2 separate regions of the Homo sapiens genome follow, and region 1 is linked to region 2. The links are chromatin loops, found by intact Hi-C in ENCODE. Cell type or tissue: Calu3. All regions are shown on one strand. Each heading gives the region's core, and the rest is flanking DNA. Links, peaks and the distances in the headings are about the cores only. Region 1 overlaps LOC105377202 (a long non-coding RNA gene). Region 2 has its middle 69 kb from the start of C3orf38.

Region 1 (9,492 bases), core at 2,008-7,007, 79 kb before region 2:
TCAGAGACACTTTTATACAGCCCAGTTTCTTCCCTTGCAGGCTCATTTTCAAGGCCACATGGGTTGGGGGAAAATTGTGCATCCCTGCTAAAGTGGTTTTTAGTCTATAGTGAATGCATTTTAGTCTTGACATATTTTCCAATTGGTAAAGGGAAAAAAAGTCAAGCAAATTTAAATGTACAAATAAAATTTGCCATCGTCTTCAAAACGTAAGAGAGAGTGCTTAAAGAGCAAGCTTTATTTTGGCTATTTGCACTTTAATTCTCCTTACCTAAATGATGGGGGTGTTGTTCAAAAAGAATAGAAAATAGCCTTCCTATAAAAGATCCCAGCATAAAAGATTAAATATGCATCCTACCTTTAATACCTGACTGGTTCCTAGCCAATGCACAGCATTCATTTCTTTCAACTTGACTCCAAGAAGACTTCCTGACCACCATAAATCATTTGCTTTTGTTGCATTGTGCTGATATTGCAACTTTATTTTCTAGGTACTCTGTTCATTACATCTCTCCCCAAATCAGTTCCTCAGCCAATCTTCTACTTCTCTTATATATTTTAATACAGTATCATTTTTTAAATATAATGAATAAATGAGCAAATTAATGAATAAAAGAACAAATGAGGCTGGATGAGATGGCTCATGCCTGTAATCCCAGCACTTTGGGAGGCCCAAGCAGGAGGATTGCTTGAGGCAAGGAATTGAAGACCAGCCTGGGCAATGTGGCAAGACCCATTCTCTACAAAATTTTTAAAAAAGGAAACTTAGCAGGGTGTGGTGGCACTTGCCCGTAGTCCCAGCTATTCAGGAGGCTGAGGCAGCAGGAATGCTTGAGCCAGGAGGTTGGAGGCTGCAGTGAGCCATGATTGTGTCACACACTCCAGCCTGGGCAACAGAGCAAACACTAACTCAAAAAAAAAGAAGAAGAAGAAAGCATAAGTGAATAAATAAATGAATCAAGGCCATTAACTGCCATAAATTCAGATGAACAGCTGTTTACATAAGTGTTACCCTTTGATTTACAAGCTACCTAATTGAAAATAGAAATAAAACATAAGAAGAGTGAGTTACAGAGTTCCATTTTTTTCAAGATTAGTCAGACAACTAACTTCTCTGGGTACATATTAGATACTTTGGAAAGGTCTTTCAGACCAGTAAAATACCATTTGGTATGCTGAACTAGTCATTTACTGAGTAATACTCTGTATACGTAAAAAAGTCATGTAACGTTTACTCTTTTGTAATCATAGAGCAGCTAAGGCTCTGGGAAGTACAAACTGTCTTTCAGAACTACAATCAGCAACAAGCTACATTTCCAATTTTGCAGAGTCACAAGAAAAAAAGGATTATCTTTTGTAAAATGTTAATAGTCCAAATGTACCTGTATGGTTGCACATCCAATGAAGCTTCCAATGTATTCTTATTTTAATAAAATGCTATTTTTAAGGAGATAACATAAATAATTATCTAATACTTTAAGTGACATAAATTGCATTTAATAAGTTCTAGAGTATTATTCATATTATTCTCTTCAAAAGCATTAGCTCACTTAATTCCCACAACAGCCCTAAGATGATGATACCATCATTATCCCTAATTTACAGATAGGGAAACTGAAGCGTAGGGAGAAAAACCAAGCTAATTAAAGCTAGAGCTGAACTTTGACCCCAATTCTATTCCATTTTTGAGCTCAAGCTTACAATCATTAAAATATATTCTTTGTTATATGCATGGTTATATACATAACCACAAGAATGTTAAGTTTACTTATCTGTTTGGTACACCAATGGATCACAAGTGTTTATATCAATGCCTATCACACATAGTGGGTACTCAATAAGGATTTGTTAAGTGCAAGAATGATAAATAATGAGGACTACCTTGGATCAATACTATGTCAATAATCTCATATCAGTTCCGGACTCAATTAAGTTAGAAGCAAGATATTAACCTGAAACAAAAAAGTGTTAAGTTGTATGGTAGAATTCCTCCTGTCAATCACATGTTTTGATAGTTGCCTCATCATCTATGTAGAGTAAAACTTTTTAGAACATTGATGGTAGGTTAATTTATGATCTCTGTCCAGCATTTATGATAAACGTTAGAAAAACAAGATTATTTTTGCTTTTGTTGAAACCATAATGATTACTATGGTAGGCTTAAAACACATACAAATAATCAATTAAGGACAAAACTCGATATACTGCAAATAGCTATTAAATAGAGTAGGAATTTAATGTACTGAAAAAGAAGACTCATGAACATAGTTTCTTTGAGCCAAAATGACACATCTGTTCACATTTCTCTAAATAGTTGTGATGAATTGTATTGTGCTATGCATATTATCTCAGCTATCTTTTATTATTTCATATAACCAAACCGTTTAAGAAAAAGAGCACACTTTAAATAGCAGAGCTATTAGGTACCAGCAGCCTAAATGGATCTCTATTTTGTAGATTATATTCAATTAATCTGCTACTGTTTATGCAAACACACCTTGTTCTTTCTTGCTTCTGTAATATTTCTCATGCTATTCTCCTGCTTAAAACACTCTTTCTTTTCTTCAGGTATCCAACTGAACTTCAAAGCTCAGCTAGCTCAAACATTATTTCTATGAAAACTTTCCCAAGAAAAATATTGAATTAAAAGTGTGGGAGCAATCTAACAAATAAAATAACCCATCTCCACCAACAGAACTTATGCATAACTTTTCCTTCTACTACTAATTGGTATTGCAGCCTAGACTTACACATCTGAACAGACAAAATTGTGAGACTGTGATCCAGGCAGTGAGACTCCAAAGTCTAGGTATTTATCGCTAAGCGAGATAGATATGGATAGACAGATGATAGGCTGGGTGCCGTGGCTCACGCCTGTAATCCCAGCTCTTTGAGAGGCAAAGGTCTGCAGATCACCTGAGGTTAGAAGTTCGAGACCAGCCTGGCTAACATGGCGAAACCCTGTCTCTATTAAAAATACAAAATTAGCTGGGCATGGTGGTGAACACCTGTAATCCCAGCTGAGGCAGGAGAATTGCTTGAACCCGGGAGGCGGAGGTTGCAGTGAACTGAGATCAAGCCATTGCACTGGGTGACAAGAGCGAAATTTTGCCTAAAAAAAAAAAAAGATATAGATAGATGATAGATAGATAGATAGATAGATAGATAGATAGACAGATAGATAATCACATAAATATAAATAAAGGCATTTAAAATAATGAACACACACAAAGAGCTTGCTTGGCCAGGATTTGTCTGTGAAAGCTTTATCTAGGCTTCAGCAAGGCCTGGAAGAACATGTAAGATTTGAACAGGCAGAAAGCAGAAGAAAAGGCATGTTAGGCAGGAGGAAAATCATGTGAAAAGTTTCAGAGGGGAAAAAAACATAAGTTTGGATAAGTACTCGTAGGGAAATAGATTACAAAAAGCAAGAGATAAATAAAGAAATAAAGTTGTTTGTGGATGAAAAAAATGCCTTGGCAAATAAATGAGATAGTACTTTTTGAGATAAGCTTTAACATATACTTAGTTTTTAACTGTGGGAACACCATGATGAAAGTGATTTTGTTTGTCAGCAACACTTCCTTCTTATCTTTCATCTCCATCTAAACCCTACCTTCTCTTCAATGCAGAAACAAGACCAGTCAGAGGTTATTTGCAGGAATCATTTTGAAGACAAAAATTTCCAAGCAGTCAACTCCAACCAATAAAAAATCTGAATTTAATTATATGAGAAAAAAATAAAAACTTGTATAAAATAAAAATAAATGTTAGAACTGGCACAGAGTAAATGTAGAAAAACTCACTTATGAAAAAAAAAGTACATTTTTTTTCAGGCAATAAAACTAAGCCAGTACTTATGTGGTGGAAAATCTCAACCTACATCCACTTTGTCAGTATTATGGGGTAGTTTTAATTATCAAGACTCCAGAGACTTTCCTCATGTAAGGAAAATATTACTAGAGATATAGGATATCAACTTTCACCCTATATATTATAATACATAGGGGTTATTTTCATGGGTTTTCACCATGGGGGGAAATACTGTCAAACAAATTACTTTCCAGTTTAGAATATTTTCCTGTATATCAGGAGCCAACTCAATAATTTCGAATGCTTTGAGGAGTGAAGCACAGGAAATTCTTTCATCTCTGAGTTGGCATGTTTCCTCTTTCCTCTTCTACACCATAATATTACACTTAGCACTGGTTGGTTAAGCTCAGGCTGGCTGTCCCTTTGCCCTCCACAAACCACATTTACGACCATATTTATCTTACTTGGGACACCAAGTTCAAGCAAAAGGTTCTCGGATCAGGGTCAAAGGCATTAGCAGGTTGGCAAAATTGATTGTGGTGAAGTAGAAATGCCCTTTGTAAAATACCATAGAAGCAAAAATATTGATTTGCTTTGTGTTTTGGCTTAAAAATAATTTCCTATGGTAAACCAGTTCCTCACTAAATACCAATATCACATAGTAACTAAATTCACCAAGTCAAACCATATTTGAACGCTTTTATTGTTGTCTGCATTATAGTTCATTTCCAAGCCAATAACCGTTGACTTATTGTAGCTTCTGAATCATATATTCTAAATATCTTTGTAGACCTGAGGTTGAGTTTTGTCATCAAGCAATACTGAGATAGAATTATTTCCACAGAGAATTATTTTGTTCTACTAATTAGTAAAATATTAAAATCTATCAGGGTTGTATGAGTACACACTAACTTGTATACATAGAAAGCTTAGTAATTCAAGTGCCAGAACGTCATCATTTTTTTAAAGTTTTATATTACATCTCAGGAAATTGCACTTTACCTCCAAGGATGTAATCATCACACAATATCTTAAACCTAGCACACACTTAATAACTACTTATTCATAGACTTATTGTTTATAACGTTCTAAGAGAAAACAAGGCAAGGAATAAAAGTCAGGCTGATATATATTTTCAGAAATATTTCTAATATTTCTATTTCGTTCAGGAATATGAACAGAAAATGAATCTTATCATTTATGTTAAATAGATATGCTATAAATTCAGAACATATTAGAAATAAAAATATTATAAATAAGTAAATAATTTTGGCCCATAATCATTTGGCCATTTGGGGCTTTTTCTAGGCTTAATTGAATTTGTAGTTAACAATAAAAGATGTGTTCTAAAAATAAACTGTCCTCTTCAAAAATAATCTGGAAATGCTCAAGAGTCTTCATCATTTATTCTGACAAAAGTGATCATATTCTTATTTCGCTTTCAGTTTAGCTTCACATTTTGTTTAAAAGCTAAAAAATCTCTCTAGTGTTCCTTGGGAGAATGATTAGCCACCATTAAATAAAGAATCTCAGGAGGCTGGGCTCTCACTTGTAATCCCAGTGCTTTGGGAGGCCAAGGCAGGAGGATCATTAGAGTCCAGGAGTTCGAGACCAGCTGTGGCAACAATGCAAGACCCTGTCTCTACAAAAAATTTTTTAAGTTGCCAGATGTGGTAGTAAGTGCCCGTAGTCTCAGTGAATTAGGAGACTGAGGTGAAAGGTTCCCTTGAGCCCAGGAGGTCGAGGCTGCAGTAAGCTATGATTGTGCCACTGCACTCTGTTCTAAGGCATCTGTTCCAAGATTTCTCACATGAGATTCTGCTTGCTTTCTGTGTCTAAGATGTCTCAACACAGGCTTCTACTATGCGCAGCCACTTGGGATTTTTGTGGGACCTTAGTTTCAGTTGCTCTCAAGAGTATAAGTACAATATAAACTTCCCAGAGTTTAGAAGATTCTACTGTTAACAGAGAATAGAAGATTCATACACATGAATCTTCTATTACATGTACTTGAAGAAACCCTGGGAAAATTCTAGTTGAAACCACTGCTTTAGCATCTTCAATTAAAACCATTTGAGCAAACAGTAAGTTGAAAGCTATGAAAGAATTTTTTTTTTTTTGCAAATAGGCTTCCAAATAGAGCAATATTGGCAAAGGAAACCAAAACACAATTTGTTGTGTTTAAGAACTGCCTAATCCATTTAAAAATAAATAGAGGGACAAAGTTTTCCAGAGAATAGGGTTTATAAAATTTTCGACTGACAGAGAGAGGTTGAGTTGAATAAAGGGAGTAGGGGAGGAGGGATCAAATTTGCCACCTTGAAAGAAAATATTTGTAAAGGTTTTCCAAAGGTAAAAATCAACAGATCTTTCTTCCTGGATCTGCAAGCTACCAGTGAATGTGCCTACTAAAGAAGCATTGCCAATTTATAAGACAATATAAATAAAAAGTATTTGGTGACAGAATCAAGAGACATTCCCTTGTATTCTTCCTAGAATCATCAGATACCCAATTGTTGAAGCCAGATCCTTAGAATTCCTCCTAGACTCTTTCTGTCTCTCATTCTGTCTATTTAGTAAATTATCAGATTTTAAATCCCTTGAATCCCTGGTAAGATTCAGATGTGAAAAAATAAAAAGAGGAGCTGGTACCATTCCTTCCGAAAAGATTCCAAACAAATGAAAGGGGGACTCCTCCCTAACTCATTTTATGAAGCCAACATCATCCTGATACCAAAACTGGGAGAGACACAACAACAGCAACAACAAAAAAACTTCAGGCCAATATCCCTGATGAACACCAATGCGAAAATCCTCAATAAAATACTGGCCAACCGAATCCAGCAGCACATCAAAAAACTTATCCACCATGATCAAGTTGGCTTCATCCCTGGGATGCAAGTCTGGTTCAACATACACAAATCAATAAATGTAATCCATCACATAAACAGAACCAAAGACAAAAACCACATGATTATCTCAATAAATGCAGAAAAGGCCTTTGATAAATTTCAACATTCCTTCATGTTAAAAACTCTCAGTAAACTAGCTATTCATGGAACATGTATCAAAATAATAAGAGCTATTTATGACAGACTCATAGCCAATATAATACTGAATGGGCAAAAGCTGGAAGCATTCCTTTTGAAAACCAATACAAGACAAAGATGCCTTCTCTCACCACTCCTATTCAACATAGTATTGGAAGTTCTGGCCAGGGTAATCAGGCAAGAGAAAGAAATAAAGAGTATAGCAAGAGAGAAAATCAAGTTATCTCTGTTTGCAGATGACATGATTTTATGTTTACAAAACCCTATAATCTCAGCCCAAAAACTCCTTGAACTGATAAGCAAGTTTAGCAAAGTCTCAGGATACAAAATCAATGTGCAAAAATCACAAGCATTCCTTACACCATCAATAGGCAAGCAGAGAGCCAAATCATGAATGAACTCCCATTCACAATCACTACACAGACAATAAAATACCAAGGAGTACAACTAACAAGGGAAGTAAAGGACCTCTTCAAGGAGAAAGAACTACAAACCACTGCTCAAGGAAATAAGAGAGTACACAAACAAATGGAAAAACGTTCCATCCTTAAAGATAGGAAGAATCAATATTGTGAAAATGGCCATACTGCTCAAAGTAATTTAAAGATTCAATCCTATTCCTATCAAGCTATCATTGACATTCATCACAGAATTAGAAAAAACTATTTTAAATTTCATATGGAATCAAAGAAGATCCCATATAGCCAAGACAATACTAAGCAAGAAGAACAAAGCTGGAGGTATCATGCTACCTGACTTCAAACTATACTACAAGGCTACAGTAATCAAAACAGCATGGTACTGGTACCAAAACAGACATATAGACCAATGGAGCAGAACAGAGACCTCAGAAATAACACCACACGTCTACAACCATCTGATCTTCGAGAAACCTGACAAAAGCAATGGGGAAAGGATCTCCTATTCAATAAATGGTGCTGGGAAAATTGGCTAGCCATATGTAGAAAGCTGAAACTGGAGGCCTTCCTTACACCTTATACAAAAGTTAACTCAAGATGGATTAACAACTTAAATGTAAAATCCAAAACCATTAAACCCCTAGAAGAAAACCTAGGCAATATCGTTCAGGACATAGACATGGGCAAAGACGTCATGACAAAAACACCAAAAGCAATTGCAACAAAAGCCAAAATTGACAAATGGGATCTAATTAAACTAAAGAGCTTCTGCACAGCAAAAGAAACTATCATCAGAGTAAACAGGCAACCTACAGAATGGGAGAAAATTTTTGCTATCTACCCATTGACAAAGGTCTAATATCCAGAATTTACAAGCAACTTAAACATATTTACAAGAAAAAAACAAACAACCCCATCAAAAAGTGGGCAAAGGATATGAATAGACACTTCTCAAAAGAAGACATTGATGTGGCCAACAAACGTGTGAAAAAAAGCTCAACATCACTGATCATCAGAGAAATGTAAATCATAACCACAATGAGATACCATCTCACACCAGTCAGAACGATGATTATTAAAAAGTCAGGAAACAAAGTTGATGGCAAGGCTGTGGAGAAATAGGAACGCTTTTATACTGTGAGTGGCAGCATAAATTAGTTCAACCATTGTGGAAGACAGTGTGGTGATTCCTCAAGGATCTAGAACCAGAAGTACCATTTGACCTAATAAATCCCATTACTAGGTATATATCCAAAAGAATATAAATCATTCTCCTATAAAGACACATGCACACATGTTTATTGCAGCAGTATTTACAATAACAAAGATATAGAACCAACACCAATGCCCATCAATGATAGACTGGATAAAGAAAATGTGGTACATATGCACCATGGAATACTATGCAACCACAAAAAGGACTGAGATGATGTGCTTTGCAGGGAGATGGATGAAGCTGGAAGCCATCATCCTCAGCAAACTAACATAGGAACAGAAAACCAAACATCACATATTCTTGCTCATAACTGGGAGTTGAACATTGAGAACTCATGGACACAGAAAGGAAAACAACACACACCAGGGGCTGTTGGGGGTTGGGGGGTGAGGGGAGGGGACTTAAAGGACGGGTCAATAGGTGCAGCAAATTGCCATGGCACACGTATACCTATGTAATAAACCTGCACGCTCTGCACATGTATCCCTTTTTTTAGATGAAATAAAGAAAAAAAAATAAATCTTTTGAGTCTATCTCTCATTTCCCACATCCTCAAAAATTATCTCTGCCACTCCTCGTATCATCAGATTACTCACTGCCTCTTATCCCTTTTTTCACTGCACCTCCTCTTTCTCTGGAGTAAGGCTTTTAATATATTTTTAAATTTCAAATAAGCTTATGTCACTGTGGTGTTTAACATCAATCTCATCTTTCATAGCTCTTCCATATGCACTTTCTAAACACAATGCACTCACCACAGTTTCTCAAAATCATTATGCTTTTGTGTCTTGGAAAAAAAATAATTTCTTTTGTTTTTCCATTCTTATTGACTAACAAGTTTCTAGTAATCAATATGCAGCTCAATTGTCACCTTCTTTCAAAGCCTCCAGCCCCCACCTGTTGCAAGACTTGTTCTTTCTTCTATCATAACACATCACTTTCTTCTATCATAACACCTCACATCATGTCATGATCTGGCACGTATTCTCACCAG
Region 2 (9,492 bases), core at 1,472-6,471:
CACAATTAGGATAAAGTTATGTTGTCGCTAATACAAAGGGAAGGCAGAAGTGAGGAAGCCTCTTGTCCTATCTTGACCTTCATGGTTTCACAATTAGAATTCTGTCTCCTGAAGAGAGATTCAGGTTGGTCCTGCTGAGATGTGAGAAGTCAGGATTATTTGTGAAGTGTCCTGATATAAGGTGACAGAAGCTGTCCTCATTTAATTCATCACCATTCAGTTCTGGATGGAAGGGAGGCAGGAGAAGGAGCACATCAGAGGCCAATCTTCAATATTGCTTTCAGGAGTTCTTCATTTCCGTCCAAAGAAGAAAGCAAAAAAGATAACAGAAGCAAGAACTCTGCAAGAGCGTAGACAGGCCTTTCAATAAATTCACAAAAGAAAGCTACACTCTCGATTTTTAATTTTCAGCCTCTTTGCCCCAATTGTAAAATAAATAACTTATCCAAGCCACCTCTTGAGTTCAGTGTTTCATCTTTGAAGGCTTCTATGAGTTTCAAAGAAGTACATTCACAGACTTTATTTTTCTGATTATTAAAAGTGAAATATCAAGACTTTTCTGATCAGAAGGTCATCTGTTATGATGATTTTGCACTACATTTTTGGGCACACAAATGTTGAGGACACTCCCCTGGGGTGGCTTCTTGAAGAGTTTCAGATTCTGGGATTCGCAATCCCATCTTGATGGCTTCTTCCTCTCACAGTCCACTAAATACTCAGGATCTTACCCTTCATTTTCTTAGACTAGCAGGTGTCCTTAAGCATTGCAAGGGAGGAGCACTGCAGGTGAAAAAAAAAAAGCAGCCCTATTTTTTTCTCCTTTTCTCCTGCTCCTCTAACTAAGTCCTGAATTTTATTTTTTTCGAGGCAAACACCAGTTAACTTTCTACATTCAAGGAGTCTGAACCTCCCTTTCCTGTGAGTAAGGCATTGATGAACTTTAAGAGCAGCCTAACTGCCTAGGTAGCTCCATAGAAAGCATGCATGTCATCATTCTCTAGAATATGTATGCAAGATGGAAGTATATTTATGCAGGCCACCAGGTCTGTCTGGGAAGGGATTCAGGGACATCTGTTCCCTTAGTGCCCAGAATAAAAGCAGTGGTTTTTGTTTTTGTTTTTGTTTTTGTTTTTGTTTTTGTTTTGAGACGGAGTCTTGCTCTGTCACCCAGGCTGGAGTGCAGTGGCGCGATCTCAGCTCACTGCAAGCTCCGCCTCCTGGGTTCGAGCGATTCTCCTGCCTCAGCCTCCTGAGTAGCTGGGATTACAGGCACGTGCCACCATGCCCCCGCTAATTTTTGTATTTTCAGTAGAGACGGGGTTTCACTTTAAGGAGTGTGGAGTGAGCTGCTCTGTGAAGAAGAGGAAGGAAGGAAGGAAGGAAGGAAGGAAGGAAGGAAGGAAGGAAGGAAGGAAGGAAGGAAGGAAGGGAGGGAGGGAGGGAGGGAGGGAGGGAGGGAGGGGCTCATGGATAAGATTCTGGCATTAAGAGACAGGAGAAGCAATAATCAGATGCACTATCCTAAGCAGGGGAGGGGGCTTAAGGAGGATGACTGAGTAGAGTGAAATGGGAAGAATTATTTTAAGACCTTTGTTCTTCCAACAAAGAATTTGCAGTCACCAGCTCCAACAGGGAGGGACTGGTGATACTTAGAGTGCTGGAAATGTTTCTGGAGGAAGCCTCAGGAAGTCACAGAAAGCAAAGGAAACTGCAGTAACTACATACTGTAAACAAGGAGCAAAGTAGCCATGCCATGACAATATGATGAGCAGACGACACCTGTAAAAGCCATATGGCAGATTTCTTCTCTGTAGCCCACTCCACTGTGGAAAGATTTTATTTTAATCAAGGATGTAAATTATAAGTACTCATCATGGGACACAGGTGGTGTGAGACAATAGGCCTTGGAGTGCTGTATTTCTCTTTTTATTAACTTGTGTGTGTATAGTATTCATTCTAAGCAGAGCCTTATATTGAAGCATTATACCCAGTTGTGTGAAAGTAGAGAAGTTAGAAAGTGAGGGAAGTGTCTGTTTCCTGGAAGAGAGGCCATTCCAGGTTTCTGAGGAAGAATTGACATGTAACATGTTTTATCCTCCAAAGAAATAACTCACAGGGCTTTCCTGTCAATGGCTTTTTTTTTTTTTGGCCATAAAAACTAGTAGAAATTCAACATAATCAGAAAGGAGGCTGGGCACAGTGGCTCACATCTGTAATCCTAGAACTTCAAGAGGCTGATGCGGGTGGATCACCTGAGGTCAGGAGTTTGAGACCAACCTGGCCAACGTGGCAAAATCCTGTCTCTATTAAAAGTTCAAAAATTAAATAATTAGCAGGGCATGGTGGTGGCACCCATAATCCCAGCTACTTGGGAGAGTGAGGCAGGAGAATCGCTTGAACCTGGGGGGTGGAGGTTTCAGTGAGCCAAGATGGCGCCAATTCACTCCAGCCTGGGTGACAGAGCAAAACTCTGTCACACACACAAAAAAAAAAAGAAAAGAAAAAGAAAACTAACCTGAAAGAATAAAAGAAATGCTGATGTAACTTTGTGATATGAGGAACTTGAATATTTGTGACAATGAAAGGAAACTAGAGCTCTTCTGGAATTTGTTAAGCAAGATGGGTAATATAATCTAATGAATGAAAAGGGTAACAACTGATGTTCTCACCAGGCTTGCCAAGAGACAATGTGACTGCTTTAAAGAAAGTAAGATTGGGCCAGGCACAGTGGCTCACGCCTGTAATCCCAGCACTTTGGGAGGCCGAGGCGGGAGGATCACGAAGTCAGGGGTTCAAGACCACCCTGGCCAAGATGATGAAACCCTGTCTCTACTAAAAATACAAAAATTAGCTGAGCATGGTGGCAGTCACCCGTACTCCCAGCTACTCAGGAGGCTGCAGCAGGAGAATCACTTGAACCTGGGAGGTGGAGGTTACAATGAGCTGAGACTGCACCACTGCACTCCAGCCTGGGTGACAGAGCGAGACTCCATCTCAAAAAAAAGAAAGTAAGACTAATGATGACTTTAAACAAGGGAATATTTTACATTTTTGTTGGAGTGCTTTGTCCTGCAAGTAAGTGAAATCACAACCCCAAGTAGCCTAAATATAAGGGTATGTGCTTCTCCCCACCCTCACCCCTCACAACCTCATTTGAGGACCACAGCAGGGTTGGTCAAATCAAGGGCATGATGATGTCATCAAAAATCCAGTTTCTGACCGAGCGCAGTGGCTCACACCCATAATCCCAGCACTTTGGGTGGCCAAAATGGGCGGATCACTTGAGCCCAGACGTTTGAGACCAGCCTAGGCAACATAGCAAGACCCTCATATCTACTTAAAATTAAAAAAAGAAATCCAGGTTCTTTCCTTGGCTTTTCCCATTGGCTAAAAATGAACCCTGTAGTTCTGGGGGTTACATGTATGGTATTAACATTCAGAGTCAGAAAAGGGAAGACTCATTCATTCACTGCTTTTTATGACTAAAGAGCTGTTTCCCAGGAACCCCCTGTAGCAATCTGAATCTAATCAGGAGATAGAAATCACACAGTAGGTTAAATATAGAAAGTTTAAAATAAAAATTATTAGCTATAATAAAAGTGACTTTAAGACATGGACAATCTGAGGAATCCAGGCCTTGTTGGAAAAGGTGTGCTTCAGCCACTGGATAGCAAGAAAGTTAGCTAGTTTAGCCAGACCTGCACTGATCTAGAGTTGCTAGGCAAACAGGCAGCCCCAACCCCACCCCCACCCACCCAGTGGAGGGCAAAGACCTTCAGCAGCCCCAACCCCACCCCCACCCACCCAGTGGAGGGCAAAGACCTTCAGAGCTTGTGGGCTGGTGGGAATGGGCTTGCACAGGGGGCTACCCCTTGGGTCCCAGGCAGCTGCATGCAGACCAGCCAGCTCATCTCCAGGCCAAGACGACAAGGTCACAGAGAAATCGTGTTCTGAACCTGTGGCTCAGGCAGGTTCCACTCCAAGTACCCACAACCACACAGTCGCTCCTCAGCTCAGGCTGCAATTGCATGAAGCCTCTGCCTCCTACGATGTTTCTCCAGCGCCCTCTACTGAGAATGCTTAGTGTCATACTTACTTTAAAGAGAAAATCTTAAAGGAATTCTGTTATTGATCATAGAGCATGTATCGAAGGATGCATTCAGAGCTGAGGCAATAAATTAAGAGCTGACACATCCCCAGATGACTTTTCCTTCTATCTCATTGGCCAGAACACATGACATGCACATGCTTAAACCAATAACTGGGTGAACTGAATCACCATTACTTAAGACACATCCCCCAGGGCTGAAAAGGAGGAGCTCTCTTTCAGAAGCACATGGCCCACGATGACATTCAGGGCTCTGTCCTTAGGAGGAAGCCTGAGAACGACACGGGTCCACAGCTGAGAGTGTGTGCCACCATGCACCTTCTGTTCGAATGGTTTTGGATACCACAGTCAGAAAATGAATGGCAGAAACCCAGAGGCCATTGTATCCTAAAAATAAGAAAATGATGCCTGAAGCATCACTATAGCAAAAGTATCTGAAAACAGATGATACCTGAAAATAGAACCTTACAATACTTAAGTAACTGAGGTTAGTCAGAAGACTATGTAACATTTTCATGCTGTGAAAATTATCACTGTCTGGAAACTAAAGTTTTCTTATAAGAAGCAAGAATATTAATCTGCTTCATTTGAAAATAGAGTAGGAGAAAAATTCAAGTACCCATCAATAAAAATGTCTAATCCTCACTTACAGAAGCCTTCAGAAACTATTTTGTCCGCTAACTAGGATCACCATCCTAGTCCCTTGTTACAACCTGACTTTTCCTTTTATTATTTACTAATCTCCCTCTTCTTTTGCACCTCTACGCTTACTCCCCCAGCACAGACGCCTATATGCCTGTCTTTTATGGCCTCATCTTCCCCTTCTTTGTCCTGCTTCCTCCACATGATAAATTCACATGTGCCTACATACACATATACAATGATACTTTCTTTCCTATTCAAAGGGAGTTACAGCAAAGATATGCTTGATGGTGAGAGTGTTGCTGATCACACCTGCTTTATCCAAAATGTAATCTAATGAACGTATTAGTCCATTCTCACGCTGATAATAAAGACATACCACAGACTTGGTAATTTCTAGAGAAAAGAGGTTTAATTGACTCACAGTTCAGCATGGCTGGGGAAATCTCAGGAAACTTACAATCATGGCGGAAGGGGAAGAAAACACGTCCTTCTTCACATGGTAACAGCAAGGAGAAGTGCAGAACAAAAGGAGGGAAAACCCCTTATAAAACCATCAGATCTCAGGAGAACTCACTCATTATCACAAGAACAGTATGAGGGTAACCACCCCCATGATTCAATTACCTCCTACTGGGTCCCTCCCATGACACGTGAGGATTATGGGAACCAGAATTCACGATGAGATTGGGTTGGGGACACCACCAAATCATATCAATAAATGTGTAGAAAAAGAGACATTTTATTCTTTATACAATTCCATTTTTAAGATATTTTTATTTCACATACTATCCTTTCACTAGGATAAAGTCAATTTGACATAAAAAATACTGCAAGTTGCTTTTCCTGCTATGGAATTATCTCTTGCCACCTCTATCAGTAGTCACCTTTAACACATAATGCTTCTCCAGATGGGAATAATCCATTTAGAGAAAGTTACAAGAATTCACCACTGAGAGTCATATTTCTGGGTAACACATAACAAAGCTTTGGTAGCAGTCCAGTGTCATTTCCTTGAAGGTTGATGTGGGATAATGTTGCTGAGGAGTATTTGAAAGCTGCCAAGAACTTCCTGAAGAACAGTATAGTGCCTGTATTTCAGTGATTATGCCACTTTGGGAGAAAGGGGAGGTTGTACTTATCACAAATTTGACTGTGAATATTGAGTTGTATGTATGTAAGACTGCGAAGCTTAACAATTAAATTGTATTTGGACGTGTGACCTAACATTCAGGCCTTATGTAGCATAGCCAAAATGTATAGGAAGCTCTAAGTAAAATGAGACTAAAAGATTTTACGTTGGAGGAGATTTTATGTTGGAGACTAAAAGATTTTATGTTGGAGCATATCTTAAATACATTTTGGAACTGACTTAGGCTCAGTTGATCAATCATTTCAGCACAGGAGGGAGTACAGATAAGACCTGGGCTGAGATACAAAAGAGGAAGCTTCTTTGACTTCGTCTTTCTGAGCAACCATCTCCTTTTCCTTAACCTATCACTGTTACACTTAGCCTGGGAAGTGCCCCCAGTTCCAAAGTTTTCCTTCACTTTCCTTCAATCTTGCTACTCAAGGACTTCCATCAACTATACTTTTTCTCATCCAGATGCTGAGAAAAAAGGACTCAAACAACATGCATGTGTTGGGGAAGGAGCGGGTGCTAGGACTGTCATCTAGCAAGACCAGAAGCTGCGGAGCCCAAGTACCTGGATTCAAATCCCTGTTTGATCAGGCATTAGCTGTACAACTTTGACAATATTATTTAACTTCTTAGTTCTTCCATTTATTCTTCTGTAAAATCTGGATTAAAATAATACCTTCCTGGTATGGTTGTTCTTAGGTTAAATGATTTGATACACATCAAGCCTTTAGAATAATTCTTGGAACAAAGTAAGTATAGATCAAGTCAATATCAAACGTTTTGCAAAATTTGGGTATATAGAAGTTGCTTTAAAAATACAGAAACTTTCAATAATTTGAGTGTAAATAATTTAAGAATATAAAAATTTTCACCAATTTTGACTAGTAGGACAAATGACCAATTAAATGATTGGAATGCTGAATTACACATTCATCTTAAGAAAATTTCATTTTATATATATGTCCAATTTAAGCATGTGCTCCATTTAATAAATCAAATAAATTGAATTTTTGTGAATCATACTATTAAATTAAATAAATATTTGTTGAACAGCTACTATGTGTAAGGTTTTTCCAGTTATTTATCATTGTGGAAAAAACCCTCCTCAACATTTAATGACATAAAACAACAACTATTTTATTATGTTCATCATACTGTAGATCAGGAATTTGAGCAGAGCACAGTGGTAATGATTTTTCTCTGCTCCATAATAATGGATGTTTCAGCAGAGTCAAGATGGTTGGTATAGCTCAACTGGGGCCATATGTCTGGAGCCTCATTTGGCCTGGTGAGCTGAGTTTGTCAGTTCTTCACATCACTTCTGCTGAGGCTGCGATCACAATGACTTCTCCATTCAAGACCTGTTGCCTGCACTAGGATGGCTGGAACAGATGGAGCTATCCAGGTACCTCTCTCTATGTAGCCTCTTCATGTGTCTAGCCCAGGCTTCCTCAGAACATAATCTCAGTTCTCAGACTTTTTACATGGTGGTTCATGGCTCCAAGAGCAAAAACTCCAAGAAGTCCAGGTGGATGCTGCAAAGTTTTTAATGACTTATCCTCTGAAGCCAAGAAACATCATTTTGCCACATTCTATTGGTCAGCAAGTCACTAAGGCCAGCCCAAAATCTAGGGGAGGATAACTAAAAGAATTCTTCTCAAAGGGAGAAAAAGCAAATAATTTGGGTCCTTTAATGTACTTCTAAAATCATTGACTATATATTCCTTCTGAGGTACTGCCCTTGAGAGTCAAGTTTCTCGAAAGAATTGTTTACACAGGCTGTCTCCACTCACTTCTTAATGGCCTTTAATCTGGCTTTAGCTCTTATTATTCCATTAAAACTATTCTTGCAAAGCCACTAATGACCTCCACATTAGCAAATATAATGAAAAATGTTCAGTATCCTTTTTCTTAATTCCTTCAGAGTTTTCGACACAGTTAAACACTTTTTAAAAATACTCTCAGACCAGGCGCAGTGGCTCACACCTGTAATCCCACCTGACGCCCACCTGAGGTCAGGAGTTTGAGACCAGCTTGGGCAACATGGTGAAACCCTGTCTCTACTAAAAATACAAAAATTAGGTGGGGGTTGCAGTGAGCCAAGATAGCGCCACTGCACTCCAGCGATGGAGTGACACTCCTTCTAAAAAAAAAAAAAAAAAAGAACTCCCTCTCTTAGGGCTTTTTGACAACATACTCCAATTCCCTGGTCTCTCTGGCTGTTTCTTTTGGTTTTCTTTACTTCCTTGCTTTCTTCTACCTGTGTGCCTCTTCCTCATCACCACCACCATCTATTATTATCATCTCCTGCACAGTGCCTGGTACATAGTTGATGCTCAATAAGTATTTAGTGATTGAACAAATGAATGATGAAAGCTTAACATTGCTTTAGAGAAAGGTGATATATTTCTATGTGATGTTCTATATTTTATAAACATACATGCTAGATATATTTTAAAAGATAAGCTAGTAGTAAATGAAAGAACTAAGGAAAAATTATTACTTTTATATTAAACTAAATATTTTCCTTGCCTCAATGCCTATTATTTTTTAATGTGAAATCTCCATTATTTCTCCACAACTCCAGTTAATTCCAGTTAGTTAAGTTGAATATTTATAAATTATGAACTAATGACACTCTGATTAATGAGTTTTTTTGTACTCAGCTTATTCTAAACTAGAAGTAAATTATACATGCTGATAAATCATTAAATTTGACTCATATAAGCATTTTTAAATGAGATAATTGAATAAAATTTCTCCTGAATAAGAGTATGTTTATGGTATTATATTTTAACTGTGAAATTAAAAGAAAAAAGTTGTCTTTTTAAGGATAAAAGGGGAAAAGAAGGAAAAGTTCCTCCTGACATAACTACTTTTGCCAATCTATAATATAATTTAGCTTTAATATTATATAGGAAAAGAGTCACGAATAAAAATAAGACTGAATTTGTAGTAACCAATATAATAACACTATTAAATTTTGAAAAACAAAAATTACCAATGCTTATAGAATATTTCTTAAAAATAATAAATCAAATGTCATTAAAATTAGTTTGTTTTTAAATTACAATCACATATGACACATATACGGCTCTTCCAAAAATTTATAATTTCCAAGCTTTCCCTTTTATTATCTGACCAACAAATTCTTATGAGAAAACAGAAATGGAAACTCACTCAGGTTTCGCTCAGTATATTCAAAATTCTTTTGCTAAGCAGGAACAAATAATGTTTGTGTTTAGGTTGAATCCAGAAATAGATTTACTTTCTTTTAGTAATTAAATTTCATATTTTCTCTCAGAATGGAACGTCCATTCAATTCCCAAAGAACATAATCATAGAATCAAGTCATTGTGTGTCCATTTGAATGGGTCTTATATGGAATTTTGTTAAATTATAATGGTTTATATAATTAACTTAAATCTGCTCCAGTGTTTTTTTGTAAAAAAAAAATTCCTATGGGAGTTTTTTAATAACACTCGTAAGAACATGATGTGCATGTTGGATGGGGTGGGAATCCGAGGAAGCAAGGAAATCTTAGAGAAGACCTGGTAATTTTATTAGGAAATGTTTTCTTAAGAAAGCAGTATTTTCCAAT

What was found. Hi-C counts contacts between places; a loop is a spot of excess contacts. Peaks named below come from ENCODE experiments on the same cell type or tissue, not always from the same donor. Only the 100,000 strongest peaks of a DNase experiment are listed, where the experiment ranks them.
Region 1: a loop joins it to region 2, with 2.5 times the contacts of the local background. A loop is called at or near these places in 2 of 110 quality-filtered maps.

What each region holds. Positions count from the first base shown.
Region 1 is chr3:88,293,167-88,302,658 of GRCh38, reverse strand. All of the region lies in intron 1 of LOC105377202 (a long non-coding RNA gene), which reads right to left. Among named protein-coding and RNA genes, the nearest start is that of CSNK2A2IP, 41 kb to the left of the region's middle. In Calu3, for the core only: no CTCF peak of the experiment used is centred there; a DNase peak (open chromatin) is centred at 4,258.
Region 2 is chr3:88,214,020-88,223,511 of GRCh38, reverse strand. No RefSeq gene overlaps it. Among named protein-coding and RNA genes, the nearest start is that of C3orf38, 69 kb to the right of the region's middle. RefSeq lists an enhancer at 3,979-4,148. In Calu3, for the core only: a CTCF peak has its summit at 4,080 (motif pointing left); a DNase peak (open chromatin) is centred at 4,031.